Regions from separate parts of the Homo sapiens genome. Here region 1 is linked to region 2. Evidence: chromatin loops called from intact Hi-C (ENCODE). Cell type or tissue: Calu3. All regions are shown on one strand.

Region 1 (8,000 bases), 740 kb before region 2:
TTGAATACCAGCACTTCTGCCTCATTCTATTGGCCAAAGCAAGTCACAAGACAGGATTAGATTCAAGGAAATACATCCCACCTCTTCAGTGAGAGAAACTTCAATTTACATGACAAAGGGGGTGATATAGGCAGCAGTGAAGAATAGGTGCTATTTTTGCAATCTTTCACATTTTCAGACTTCTTTTATGTAAGAGACAGACGTCTTTTAGTTTACAAGATATTGTAATTTAGTTTAGTTTTTGTTCTATGCAGCTGACCCTAATCTTAATTGATTTATTGGAATGTGAGCTCCATGACTATTGCAGACTATAATTTGGCTCATCCAGCTCCCATTCCAATCCCCTTTAACTTAATTTCTAGAACTATAAAGACTGAAAAGCTAAAAAATATGATATCCCACTCCCTAGCAGCCAAGGTACTGCAAGCAATCTATTTTTTTACTAGACTGACCCACCTATACTTGATTTGCAGATAGCAATGAGAAACATAGGTGGTGGCTGTACCAAGAAAGAGTGTATCTACTGGCAAAAATGATGTCAGAGGTGCCCATCTGAAGTGATAGTGAAGCTTCTGACTTGGTGTCACAAGTATTGGGGTGGGGAGCACAGTTGTGTTTTACATTTGGATACAGTAGTGTCTTTTGATTTTTCTCTTGGCTGCTCTATTCCTGGTTGGATAATCAGACCCAATACTTAGATACTCCAAGATACCTGTGAACTACGTAATTTTTTTTAAAAAAAACTTGTTCTTCATAAGCCAGCTAGAGGGGATTCTGTTGTCTGCAGTTATTTTCACAAACAATAGAAGATTTGATCAATTATAGTAATGCATCAATTAATGACAGGGATATATTTTGAGAAATGTGCTAGATGATTTCATCATTGTGAAAACATCTTGAGGGTGAACTTATACAAACCGAGGTGGTATAGCCTTCTATACACCTAGACTGTATATATCGCCTGTTGCTCCTATGTGAGTAATGCATTGCACCATGGTGTTACTACAGCTATGATGTCACTATACCATAGGAATTTTTAAACTCCATTGTACCTTTTTTTTTTTTTTTTTTTTGAGATGGAGTCTCGCTCTGTCGCCCAGGCTGGAGTGCAGTGGCACAATCTTGGCTCACTGCAAGCTCTGCCTCCCAGGTTCATGCCATTCTCCCACCTCAGCCTCCCCAGTAGCTGGGACTACAGGCGCCTGCCACCACGCCTGGCTAATTTTTTGTATTTTTAGTAGAGACGGGGTTTCACCGTGTTAGCCAGCATGGTCTAGATCTCACCTCATGATCCGCCCGCCTCGGCCTCCCAAAGTCTTCCACACTATTGACATTTTGGATGGGGTAATTCTTTGTTGTGGGGAGCTGTCCTGTGCATTGTGAGATGTTTAATAGCATTCTTGGCCTCTGTACACCAGATGCCAACAGCACAAAGCTTCTCAAGTTGTAACAATAAAAAACATCTCCACACTGGCAAATGTCCCCTTTGGGGCAAAATTACCCCCACTGAGAACCACTGACTTACGCAGACACACGAAACATGAAAGCAATTTCTAATGAAGCATTTAACAATATTTTTCAAGATCTTGAGAAACTACATCTTAGTGCATATACATCTTAGTGCATATATTATACCATAGATAGGAGATCTTGGTATCATATAACACATCTGAAATAAAATGGATACACCTTTCTACCTTTTCACTCTATTGCATTAGTGATATGAAGTTTGATTTTCTTTATATCAGACCTAAATAAGCAAGTTGTCAACTTTATAGGAAAAAATATATAAATATATAACGTATAAATTTTTTTTAAAAAAGCGTAAGTAGAGGCACAAAGCAATTACCTATGATTCATTTTTGAGCCTATGGTTTTTAAATTTTAATGTCTAGAGATACTGTTAACAGTTGGAATCTGATCTTGGAGGTGAAATGAAATTTTTTTTTCTTATTTTCCCCAAAACTGAGAAGAAATATGACTGTTTACCCGAGTTTCATTCTTAAACCATGTTGGGGTGGCCTTTGGGCTGATTGTCACCATTGTTTATATGCTCAGTGATTTCAGTCTGGGGGTGCTTTCAGGGTTTCTGGAGCAGTTTTGAAGCCACAGAAATAATAATTAATTTTTAAAATATCCTGTCAAAACAACTTTTTCTGACTCAAGCATTTGTTTGAAACAGAACATCAGGAATTTTCTGCACACTACAGAATGTCAGCAAGATGGCAGAATAGAAAGTTTCAGCCTTCACTCCCACTGCCTCCATGTAAATATCACTAGCAGGTATCCAAAGAACAGAACATCTCTTTGAAAACTCCACTTGGAAACAGGCCCAAGATACTTGCATGTCCCATAGTACTGAATGAAAACTGAATTACAAAGGTAAGAAGAGTGGTCTCACTTCAACCACATACACATCCACCCACCAATTTGGCACAATACTAGAGAAAGAGGATTTCCATGAGCCCACAGTGTCTACAGGGGGAAAAGGGAGTTGAAGTTATCAAGTTTCTCTAGCTTCCCAACACACTTCTCAGGATGCTCACTCTGGTCTCACCTCACAGGAAACATTGGGACCAATGACTTAGCTATAATGCCTGGAGTCAGGTAGAAAGAAAGAAGGCAGAGGTCATGGTGACTAGCACTAAAATCTTGGTGGTAGGTCTGTGTTCCTGCCAGTTACGGTGCTCAGTCAGAGATACCAGCAAACCTTATAGCCCACCTGCAAAACTGATCTGATCACCTTTGGAAGCATGGAGGAAGGTTAAACCTAGCCTGAGTCCCTAGATGGTTAGTCTCCATACCCAGTGTCAGAGTCCACAAAAATAACCTTGCCCAGGTCGAGACACCCACCTCTGCCCATTTCAAAGAACAGAAGCTAGATCTGATTGCCCTGGGCAGTCAAGCAGTAGCTCTACTCAGCCAAAAATCCTGCTCAATGACCCCATCCAGACAGGAAGGTGCCTGCCTCTGCCCATTTCAGAGAATCATAGGGACTGGACCTGCTTGACCCAGGAGGTCACAGTGTCTCAACTCAGTGAAATGTCCATACCATGGCTCCACCCTGACAAGGAGTCAATCCTCAATCATGCATTTCTAAGAAGTATAACCTCTGGTCTTGCCCATCCTCAGCAGAAACTATGCCTAACTTCAGAGACCAACTTCAGTCTTGCCTAACTGCAGACCACAAATAGCAAAATTGTTTGGCCAGGGAATGCATTCTGTGATTTATGAGACCACAAGCCATTGCAGTCCACAGCCAGCAGCTCTGACCAATAGCAGAATCCAGCCAGTGATCTTGCCAGACAGTGGAGGTAAGCCAGCAGCCCACCTGACATCAGAGGAAAGACGGCAGCCCAGCCAACTAGAGAACTCACAACAAGCTCTCCTTGTCTGGATTTATTATCACCTCACCGGCCCTTCAAGAATCACAAGCTAGATTAAATATCAAAGATCTATCCCTGTCAAAGAACACAAGTAATGGCCAGAAGAGGGGGCTGTTTCCTTAAAAATGTAGAGAATAATGCAAGGACACAAGGATTACAAAAAATTAGAGAATCATAATACATCCAATAGAAACCAATAAAGCTCCAGTAATGCACCCTAAGGAAATAAATAATAGTTGAAATCTAAAAAATAGAATAAAATTACAGTATTTGCTACTCAAAAAAAGAAGGAAAAAGAAATGGAGATCTATGAAATGACTGATAAAGAATTCAGATTAATCTCAAAGCATTTCAGTTACTTCAAAGAATACATGGATAGTAAATTAAATAAAATCTGGAAAATAATACATGAACAAATTAAGAAGTGTGACAAAAATGAAAACAATAAAAAACCAAATAGAAATCCTAGAGATAAAGAATATCATTACTAAATTTAAAAATTCAATAGAAAGTTTCAACATTAGACTTGATAAAGTGGAAGAAAGAATCAATGAACTCAAAGACAGAACATTTGAAATGAAAAACAAAAAGAAGAATGAAAAAGAATAAAGAAATCTTATGGGAATTATGGGATCCCCATCAAAAAGCCAAAACTTTACATATACAACCTAGCAGAGACTCACCTTACTTTTAAGGATACACATAGATTGAAAGTGAAGGGATTGAAAAAGATGTTCCCTACAAATAAAAACCAAAAGAGAGCAAGGATAGCTACACTAATATCACACAAAATAGACTTTAAGTCAAAAACTGTGAAAAGAGACAAAGAACTTATGTAATTATAAAGAAGCAATTAATCAAGAGATATAACAATTGTGAATATATATATATATATATATATAGCACCAAACATAGAAGCACCTAAATATATAAAACAAGTATTAAAGAATATGAGGGGAGAGATAGCTTGCAATACAATAATAATAAGGAACTTCAATATCCCACTTTCAACAATGGGCAGGTCATTCAGACATAAAACCAATGAGACAATACTGGACTTGAACAACACTATAGGCCAAGTGAAACCAACAGACAAATACAAGACATTCCATTCAACAACAGCAGAATATATATTCTTCTCAAGTGCACACACAGATAGGTCATATGTTAGATCACAAAATATGCCTTAGCAAATTTAAGGTGGATGAAATAATATCAAGTATCTTTTCCAACTATAATGAATTGAAACTAGAAATCAATAACAGGAGGAATTTTAGAAAATTTGCAAATACATGGAATTTAAACATGTTCCTGAACAACCAATGGGTCAATAAAGAAATTTAAAAGAAAATTTAAAAATATCTTTAGATAAATGAAAATGAAAACACAATATACCAAAACTTATGGGATACAACACAATCAGTTCTCAAAGGAAAGTTTACAGCAATAAACACCTACATCAAAAATAAACAAAACATCTAAAATAAACAACATTACTCCTCACTGAACTAGAAAAAGAACAAACTAAGCCCAAAGTTAGCAGAAGGAAGGAAATAATAAAAATCAGAGTAGATTTTTATTATTAAAATAAAATAAATAAAATAAAGACTAGAAAAAAAAACCATACAAAAGATCAACAAAACTTAAGAGTTAGTGATTTTAAATGATAAAATCCACAAGTCTTTAGCTAGAATAAGAAAAAGAGATGATTCAAATAAATAAAGTCAGAAACAAAAGAGGAGCCATTGCAACTAATATCACAGAAATACAAAGGATCACAAGAGACTACTATGACCAATTATACAACAAATTGGATAAACTAGAAGAAATTGACAAATTTCTTCACATATATTTAGGTTAGTGCAAAAGTAATTGCGGTTTTTGCCATTGCCATGCAACCTACCAAGACTGAATCATCATGAAGAAATGGACAATCTGAAAAGACCAATAATGGGTATTGAGATTTAATAAGTAATCAGTAATGGGTATTGAGATTTAATCAGTAATTAAAAAGTCTCCTATAATAAAAACCTTAAGACCTGATGGTTACCAATCTGAATTCTACCAAACATTTGAAGAACTAATACCGATCCTTCTGAAACTCTTCAAAAAAATGAAGAGGCAGAAATACTTCTAAACTTTTTACAAGGCCAGCATTTTCCTGATAGCAAGGCTGGGCAAGGACATTATAAGAAAAGATTACAGGCTAATATCTTTGATGAACATAGTTGTAAAAATCTTCAACAAAATACTAGCAAACCAAATTTAACAACACATTAAAAGGATCATTCACCATAATCAAGTGGGATTTATCCTTGTGATGTAAGTATGGTTCAATTTATGCAAATCAATAAAAGTTATACATCATATTAACAGAATGAAAGACAAAAACATATGATCATCTTATTAGATGCAGAAAAAACATTTGACAAATTCAATATCCTTTCACAATAAAAACTCTCACTAAAGTAGGTGTAGAGGGAATGTATTTCAACACAATAAAGGCCATATATGTGAAGCTCACAACTATTATTATACTCAATGGTGAAATTTGAAAGCCCTTGCTCTGAGATCTGGAACCAGACAAGATGTCCAGCCTTGACACTTTTATTCAACATAGTATTGGAAATCCTTGTCAGAGCAATTAGGCAAGAAGGAGAAATAAAGGGCACCTAAATAGGAAAAAAAGAATTGAAATTGTCAGTGTTTCCTGATGAGATGATCTTATATGTAATAAACCCTAAAGACTCCACCAAAAAACAGAACTATCAAACAAATACAGTAAAGTTGCAGGATACAAAATTAACACACATAAATCAGTAGTGTTTCTATATACTAAGAATAAATTATTTCCCCCAAAATAAAAAATTTCATTTCATAATAGCTATAAAAAATAATACTTATAAATACATTTAGCCAAGGAGATGAAAGACCAGTACACTGAAAACTAGAAAATGTTGAAGAAAGAAATAGAACACACAAATAAATGGAAAGATATCCTGTGTTCATGAATTGGAAAAATTAATATTGCTTAAATGTTCATATTATATACAGTAAGATGTGTCTATTTTAAATATAAATAAATCAATAGTTGAGTGGTTGCAAGGCACTGAGGATGAAGAAACAGTGCAGAGATAGGACACAGTGCATTGGTACTGAACTGAAACTATTCCATATGATAGAATAATAGCAGATACATGTAACTATGCCATTGCTCCAGTCCATAGAATTTACAACACCCAAGTGAATGCTAAGGAGAGCTATGTGGTCTCATCATGAGAGTGATGTGTCATTGTAGGTTGAATGATTGCAGCGAACGTACCACTCTATGACAGAAAGTTGTTAGTGAAAGGAACTATGCATCTAAGGGGGCAGAGGATATGGGGGACCTCTGTTTGTCCTGCCCAATTTTAGCATGAATCTAAAGGTTTTCTACGAATTGAGCTCGATTTTTAAAATGGGTATATGAACTTATTTTGTGAGTGTTGATTATACCAGAATTTCCTGTTGTCTGCATGGTACATGCATTGCACGCATGGGCATTAAATTTCTTCTACAAGTAAAAAACAAAACAAAACAAAAGTTCATATTACCCAAATCAATCTACAGATTTAATGCAATTCCCATCGAAATTTCAATAAAATTGAAAATGGAAAAAAACAATAATATGAAACCACAAAAAACTCTGAATAGCCAAGGCAATCATGAGCAAAAAGAACAAAGCTGGTGGTATCATACTACCTGATTTCAAACTACTACAAAGCTATTGTAATTAAAACAGCATGATGCTGGCATAAAAAAAGATACATTGACCAATGGAACAGAATGGAGAGTCCAGAAATGAACCCACACATGTATGGTTTTCAACAAAGGTACCAAGAATATGCAATGGAGAAAGGACAGTCACTTCAATAAATGATGTTGGGAAAACTGGATAGCCACAGGCAACAGAATAAAATTTGATCCTTATCTCATACCAAATACAAATATCTACTCAAAATGGATTAATGAACTAAATGTAAGAGCAGAAACTACAAAACTACTAGACAAAAACAAATTGGAGAAATCACAGAACATTTGCCAAGGTAATAATTTTTTTTATTTGACCCCCAAAGTGCCAATGACATAAACAAAAATAGAGAAATGGGATTACATTAAACTAAAAAGCTTCTGCACCATAAAGGAAACAACTAACAATGGGAAGAGATGACCTATGTGATGGGAGAAAATACTGGCAAGCCATAAATTTGATAAGGGGTTAATATTCAAAACATATAATAAACTCAAACAACTCAATAGCAAGAAAAAAATCCAATTCAAAAATGGACAAGGGACCTAGATGAACATTTCTCAAAAGTAGGCATACAAATTGCCAACAGACATATTTTAAAAAGCTCAACATCACTGATCATAAGGGAAATGCAAATTAAGACCAAAATGAATTATCATCTCACACCTGTCAGAATGGCTATTATCAATAAGATGATAAATAAATGTTGGTGATGATGTGGAGAAAAGTGAATTCTTGTACACTGTTGGTGGGAATGTTAATTAGTACAGCCATTATAGAAAACAGCATGGGGACAGGGCCAAGATGGCAGACTAAAAGTGGCT
Region 2 (8,000 bases):
TGAATTAGCCAAAAATTCTAAAATAGAATTCTAGAATTCTTCTCTAGTCTCACGGAAAAATGGTTTAGAAAATGGAAGGGACTCATAACCTTTACTCCCCTTGCAATTATTATAGGTGTACTCATTCTTGTAGGTTGCTGCATCATACCTTGTATTCGTGGATTAGTGCAAAGGCTTATAGAAAAAGCCTTCACCAAAACCCCTCATGATTCTCCCCTGCCCTACTCACATAAGTTCGTACTCCTAAATGACCAAGAGGAACAACAAATCTAAAATATGTTAAAGAAATTTGAAGGGGAAGAACTATAAAATCAAGAGAGGGAAACTGTTAAGGACAGTAAGTTCCTCTTCAAAGTTCCCTTGGTCTCTTGCTCTGTACACAGCCCTTCCTGCTTGATCTGTAACGAGCACTTGTTCCTCAGCTTAATCTGTAACTAGCAAACCTCTTACTCCGTAAACATCTCTGTCACACCCAGACATGTCCAAACACCCCTTAAACTTATTCTGTAGGCAACTCTTCCCACCTTAGCAACAGACAGTCTCTCCCTCCCCTCCTCTCTTAGCAAACTGCGTGTTCACCATATTTAGAAAGGTTTAAGTCTTAGCCAATTGGGTTAATTTAGATTGTTTGGTCCAACCCTAGCCAATGGGGAAAGGACACAGAAACAGGAACTGTGTTAGGAATAAAAACCCTTTGGCCGGGAGCGGTGGCTCACGCCTGTAATCCCAGCACTTTGGGAGGCTGAGGCGGGCGGATCACGAGGTCAGGAGATTGAGACCATCCCAGCCAACATGGTGAAACTTGTCTCTACTAAAAATACAAAAATTAGCTGGGCGTGGTGGTGGGCGCCTGTAATCCCAGCTACTCAGGAGGCTGAGGCAGGAGAATGACTTGAACCCAGGAGGCGGACGTTGCCATGAGCCGAGACCGCGCCACTGCACTCCAGCCTGGTGACCGGGCAAGACTCCATCTCAAAAAAAATAAATAAATAAAAATCCTCTCTTTTGTTCGGTGTGCTCTCGCGAGCGTGACTGATGCAGGCAGCACCCTTCTGTAGAAGTAAATTGCCTTGCTGAGAAAACTTTTTGCCTGAGTGCTAGTTCTTCTTTGCGGCACCGAGCACTTGTTTCTAACACTGGTTTTTTGTTTGAGTTTTTTTGAGACAAAGTCTCACTCTGTCACCCAGGCTGGTGTGCAATGGTGTGATCTTGGCTCACTGTAGCCCCAACCTCCCAAGCTCTAGAAATACTCCCATCTCAGCCCCCCAAGTAGCTGGGACTACAGGCATGTGCCACAACACCCAGCTAATATTTGTATTTATTGTAGAGACATTGTTTCACCATGATACCAAGGCTGGTCTTGAACTCTTAGGCTCAAGCAATCTGCCTGCCTTGGCTTCCCATAGTGTTGGGATTACAGGTGTGAGCCACCACGCCTGGCTGAAAAGCTGTTTTTAAAAATCAAAAAACAAAAAAACAGGCATTCTGATCTCTAGCCAGATTACTGCCAATTTAAAGGACAATTTGATGTATGGTTCAAAGAGGTCAACAATTCAAAATAAAATATTTTCCAATTTGGTCAAGGGGTGGGGACGGGCGGGAAGCTGGTCAGAAAAAAAAAAAAACAGTGACTTTTTACATTTACCAAAAAAAATTAGAATTTTTTTCTTGCCTGCCTTTTAAAATTTCATTCAACTCTACTATTTTCTGGACATCTCACACTAGTTTCAACTTAAGATTAAGTCTCATCAGGCAGTTGACCTGTAGAGAGCTGTAAGTGTTACTTCTCTCCTACAAAAATTTTTACAAATCAAACTATCATGGGATGTAAGTTTTGAAAACACAAAGTTTCTTAGAAATAAAACTATTACTTTATGATAGGACAGATAATAAATGATAATCTGGTCCTTAATCTACCTGCACTGTTTGGAGAGATATGGAGTCAATAATCTCCCTATGTTATAGGAGTTATTAAGAAATTATTTTAGGCAGATAGAGAAGACAAGGGGTCCTTGGCAAGTTTCTTTTCTTTTAAGGCAGCTCCAGATACATTTCTTGCATAGCAGAAAAATGGCCTGAAGGGCGGGCCAGCAAGCTTTGATATGCAAATGCCAGCCATTAGAAACTGGGTCCACTCAATATGGCAATTCCCACCTTCTTCTTGTCACTACAAGTGCCTAGCATCATGGCCACCCCCACATATCCCCACGTGTGTAGAACATCATGGTGCCCTGCATTTGCATATTAAAAGGCTAGGGTGGGAGGACCAGATTTTTGTGGGCTACATGAATGACATACCTGGTCAACCCAATCCCCTGGACTCTATGCAAATCAGACACCAGCTCCTCCAGCCTCCTAATATAAATGGCTGTTTTCTGCTGCACTCAGGGTTCCCTCTCTCAGCTTGGAGCCCCCTCCCTCTGTCTCTGTATGGGGGAGCCCCTTCCTTCTTTCTTGCCGATTTATTAAACTCTCTCCGCTCCTTAAAACCACTCCACGTATATCCATGTCGTCGTATTTAAACTGGCGTGAGAAAAGGACCCTGGTATTCCCCTCCAGTCATCAGAGTCGTATCATTTTGGTGCACTGGCCGGGAATCCGAGGTACAACATTCACTGAAGTGGTGATTATACAAGCGAGCTTAAAATCTGTTCTATCATTCTGAGGTGCTCTTGGCCTCTATTTTAAAATCAAATCAAATCAATCAAAAGGCATCTATCTGTCTGCTGGTTAGCTACACTTATCGTTGGCTGCTGTTCTAAAGACTCAGATGTGAGGCTTGCTGGTGAGAACATGGAGAACCCCCCAATACCCACAGGTGATTGGGAATGTTGGCCGTATTTCGAATCAGCTTCCTTTCATGGGGAGACCTCGCCGTTGCGCAAGGCTGGGAAAAGTTCTGAGGCAACTGAGCATCTCTGGGCAGGGCACACCCTGGTGTGACTCAAAGACCTCTGGACCAGACCCAGCCTCCAACAGCCCATTTCAGGTGCTGGCAGAGAATCCTCAGCTATCCGGTCATGAAACTTTCCTTCCTTTTCTATCTGTGGTCTCTTACTCTGTGTGTATGTGTCAACTGTGTGGGAATTTAGTAACCGGGAGTTTAACTCAAGAATGCCATTGCAATCTCCTGAACAGAGGGTTCCTCCGGGACAGTGAGCCTCTCTCTCTCAGCCCCTTGGTCTGGAGAGCACACGGCATTTCCAGGTCTCTCTACCGCTTGTCTGAGGAGCACACAGTATTTCTAAGCCAACAGTGCCACCTAGAGGAAACAGAAATCCTCTACATGAGGCACTTTTTTTAATGCTAACACTGCAGCTTCCTTTTGCACTGCTAGAAATCAGGCTCTAAGCCTCTTCCAGGAATGGGAAAATTCTGCTTTCAACAGTTAGAAATTAAATGTCTTCCATAGCCAAATTTTAGTCTCAATATTGTCCCATCAGCAGGAAAACAGCCATTTGGTTCCTACATTTCTTTAAGTCACCTATTCTGTCTCCAACAGAGACAGTACTTAATTAGTAAGGGGATTTTAAGTCTGGAAGTTAACTGAAACCATTTTTCTAAGGGTAAATGCTTTAGCATGGGCCATAATAGCAGGATATAGAGTTCAATCTAGCATAACCCCTCCATTAAAGGGGCCTTCCCCAATTACACAGTTTTCCCTGAGATCCATTTTTTTTTAGGGAGGTACACAGGTCACACAAGTCTAGGAGGTCAAAGGGAAATAACAAGCAGAGGACTGGGACTACTTGGGTAAGTGTGACTAGGCCTCAAAAGTCTAGTTTCTCTGGTGCCATGGCTTGGAGGGTCACACCTACAGCCACAGGCGGCACATTTAACTGGGTGCCGGGACCCAGGAACCAGGGAGGGAGACTAGTTAGAGGAATGCCCCCTACTGTTTTCTTCTCCACCCTGAGTCATACACCAAAAGGAAGGAGACTAAAAGGACACTTTTATTCTCACTTCTCTTTCTAGATGGCCAACAGATCGTCTTCAGCATGCACTCCTCTGGAATGTATTTTAAAGCACTGGGACTCCTTCAACCCTGAGACTTTGAAAAAAAAGTGACTCATATTCTATTGCACAAGAGCATAGCCTTCTTACTATCTTGGGGACAGATAAACCTGGCCCGCTGCGGGGAGCCTTGATTTTAATATTATCCAACAGTTAGATCTTTTCTCCAAACAGAAGGGCAAATGGACTGAGATCCCCTATGTACAGACTTTCTTTGCCCTGTGAAACAGCCCAGACCTTTACAAGTTCTGTACAATTGACCCAGTTCTTTTAGCGGCCACAGGGAATCGTTCCCCAGAGCTAAAGCAGGTTCCAGAGGAGCAATCTGAAACAGCTATTGAATGTCCCAATCCTTCCAGTCCCCCTCCAATCATACTATCAGCTCCTCCAGCTCCACTATCTCCAGTATATCCTACTCTCCCCGCTTCATTCTTACCTCTGCAGGAAATGGCTGATAGGAATGGTGCCATGAGGGTTCAAGTTTCCTTCTCATTACAGGACCTTAAGCAAATAAACAGAGACTTGGCCCAATTTTCTGATGACTCCGATAAGTATATAGAAATTTTCCAAAATTTAACTCAGGTGTTTGATCTCACATAGAGGGATGTTATGTTGCTGCTAAGTCAGACCCTCACTGGGGCTGAAAAGCCAGCAGTTCCACAGGCAGCAGAAAAATATGGATATAAGCAACATGCCTCCTGTAGCAGACCAAGGAGAAAAAGAGGAGACAAGGAAGGTAAGGAAGAAGTGGAAACTCCATTCCCACTAGGAAGGGAAGCAGTTCCAGCGGACAACCCTGATTGGAACCCCAATAACGCAGGAAATGAATGGAAAAGGAAGCACTTCTTAAGGTCTATGTTAGAGGGCCTATGGAAGACCAGGGCCAAACCTCTCGATTACTCTAAACTATCTATGATAGACCAGATGAGAATCCCACAGCCTTTATGGAAAGGCTAAGAGAGGCACTAATAAAACACACCTCTTTATCATGATTCAGTCGAGGGACAGCTAATCCTGAAGGACAAGTTTATTACACAGTCAGCTCCCGATATTGGAAAGAAACTACAGAAACAAGCTATAGGACCAGATAGCACCCTAGAGAACCTCCTGAGAATAGCCACTTCAGTCATTTACAATACAGATCAGGAGGAGGCCCAAGAAAAGGAAAGGAAATATAAGTGAAGAACAGAGGCTCTAGTAGCAGCATTGCACGCTTGTAAAGTCCAGGATCCCTGAGGTGCATCTGCTAGCTGTTATCAATGTGGCAAGTCAGGGCATTTTAAGAGGGAATGCCCAGGCAGCAAGACGAAGCCACCTTGACCCTGTCCAGCCTGTGGCGGAGACCACTGGAGATGGATCTGCCCCCAGAGGCAGAGGTCGCTGGGTTCAGAACCAGTCTCATAGATGGTCCAGCAGGACTGACGGGTCCCGAGGCTTAAACCCCCGGCTCCAGCGACTCAGACTGCCATTACAGCACAGGAACCCTGAGTGATTCTGGAAATTGAAGGAAGGAAGGTAGATCTCCTTCTGGATACTGAAGCCAGTCTCTTGCTCCTCCTCTCTAATTCAGGCCTCCCCTCTTCCCAGAGCACAACCATAAGGGGTGTATCACGAAAAACTCTAACCCAATATTTTTCTCAACCCCTTTTGCAGATGGGGAGACTTACTATTTAAACATGCCTTTTTAATCACGCCTGAAAGTCCCACTCCTTTATTAGGTAGATATATTCTAGCTTGCATGGGGGCCTGCAGCATCTTTACAGCCCCAGGACAAACTCTATCTCCCCCTGATGGAAGCTAACATTAATGTGGAAGTGTGGGCAACTTAAGGAAGAATAGGTTGAGCTATAACCACTACGCCAGTCCAGATCTATCTTAAGGATCCCACTTCTTTTCCTAACCAGAGATATTATCCCTAAGGCCAGTGGCTAGGAAAGGGCTAGAAGCCATTATTAATAACCTAAAGATGCAGGGCCTCCTCAAACCCTGTAATAGCCCCTGCAACACCCCAATATTAGGAGCACAGAAACCCAATGGGGAATGAAGCCTGGTTCAGGACCTTCGCCTCATTAATGAAGCTGTAGTTCCAATCCATCCAGTGGTCCCTAATCCCTATACCCTGTTAACTCAAATACCTGAGGGAACTAAATGGTTTACAGTCCTAGATTTAAAGGATGCCTTTTTCTGTACACCGTTACATCCTGACTGTCAATACCGGTTTGCCTTCAAATATTCCTCCAGCCAGACGCCCAGTTAACACTGACGGTGCTGCCTCAGGGATTTTGAAATAGTCCTCATCTGTTTGGACAGGCACTGTCACAAGACCTCTCTGAGTTCTCTCAACCTTAAGTTAAGGTCTTGCAGTATGTTGATGATATTCTGCTATGTGCCCCAACTGAGGATGCTTTTCAGGAAGGCACTGAAGCTCTTCTCAATATGTTAGCTAACAGAGAATATAAAGTTTCAAAACCCAAGGCCCAGCTCTGCAAAACCTCAGTGAAGTACACCTAGGCTTAGTGCTGTCTGAGGGGACCAGAGCATTAGGGAAGGAGGGAGTTGAGAATATTTCTTCCTTTCCCCTCCCCAAAACCCTCAAGCAACTCAGAGGATTTTGGGGCATTACAGGATTTTGTAGACTATGGATACCTGGGTATGGTGAAATAGGCTGTCCATGATATAACCTCATAAAATAAACTCAAGGAACTAAAACTCATCTTTTAACCTGGGAATCTGAAGCTCAAAAGGCCTTTGACCAGCTAAAGCAAGCCTTGCTTAAGGCACCAACTTTCACCCTTCCTATAGGGAAGGACTTCAATCTGTATGTATCAGAAAAGAAGGGAATGGCCCTGGGAGTATTAACACAGGCCCAAAGACCAGGCCAACAGCCAGTGGGTTGCCTAAGTAAGGAACTTGAGTTGGTGGCTAAAGGATGGCCAGCATGCCTCCCCGCCATTGCCTCAGTGGCTCTGTTGGTCCCAGAAGCCTCCAAATTAACTCTGGAAAATGATTTAACTATTTATGCCCCACCTAACGTGGCAGGACTACTGCACTTTTGGGGGAGCCTTTGGCTAACAGATAGCTGACTTCTTAAATATCAGGCCCTGCTGTTAAAGGGTTCCAACATCCAATTAAAGAATTGTTCTCACCTAAATCCAGCCGCCTTCCACCAGGAGGAAACTGGGGAATCTGAGCATGACTATGAACAAATCATAGTACAGACCTATGCAGCCAGGGAAGATCTCAAGGAAACTCCCCTAGAGAACCCAGACTGGACCCTCTTGACAGATGGGAGCTCTTTTGTAGAACAAGGAATCTGTAAGGCAGGATACACAGTAGTCACTCTACATGACATCACTGAAAGTGTGTCACTCCCTCCAGGCACAAGCGCTCAATTAGCTGAGCTAATCGCTCTTACAGAAGCAATTGAATTAAGCAAAGGAAAGGTAGCTAACATTTACACAGACTCCAAATATGCTTTCCTGGTTCTCCATGCTCATGCTGCCATTTGGAACGAAAGGCATTTTCTTACCACCGATGGATCTCCTATAAATACCTCCAGGAAATTAACAGGTTATTATCCTCAGTTTTTCTTCCATGAGAAATAGCAGTGATGCATTGTAGGAGACATCAAAAGGGAACAGATGAGGTAGCCAAAGGAAACAGATTAGCTGATCAGGCAGCTAAGTCAGCAGCAAGGAAGGCTCAAGACAACACACTTCAAACCCCTCTAATCTGGGAAGGCTCCATGAGAGAAATTAAACCTCAGTACTCCCCCACAGAAATAGGATGGGCCACTTCTCGAGGGTATACATTTCAGCCCTCAGGATGGCTACAGTCACAAGATGGCAAACTCCCCTTGACGGCCTCCAGCCAATGGAAAGTCCTTAAAGTGCTTCACCAAGCTTTTCACTTGGGAGAGGATAAAACTTATCAATGTGCCCAGAGATTGTTTTCAGGAAAGAACTTACTAAAAACAATCAAGCAAG

What was found. Hi-C counts contacts between places; a loop is a spot of excess contacts. Peaks named below come from ENCODE experiments on the same cell type or tissue, not always from the same donor. Only the 100,000 strongest peaks of a DNase experiment are listed, where the experiment ranks them.
Region 1: it touches region 2 in a loop (4-fold over the local background); 5 of 110 quality-filtered maps call a loop at or near these places.

Annotation. Positions count from the first base shown.
Region 1 is chr6:117,837,405-117,845,404 of GRCh38, forward strand. No RefSeq gene overlaps it. Among named protein-coding and RNA genes, the nearest start is that of SLC35F1, 66 kb to the right of the region's middle. In Calu3, no CTCF peak of the experiment used is centred here; a DNase peak (open chromatin) is centred at 3,477.
Region 2 is chr6:118,577,754-118,585,753 of GRCh38, forward strand. All of the region lies in intron 2 of CEP85L (centrosomal protein 85L), which reads right to left. It overlaps LOC107986524 (a long non-coding RNA gene), which reads left to right. Exons shown (of 5, transcript XR_002956384.2): 5 at 3,976-4,545. Among named protein-coding and RNA genes, the nearest start is that of PLN, 33 kb to the left of the region's middle. In Calu3, no CTCF peak of the experiment used is centred here; a DNase peak (open chromatin) is centred at 3,248.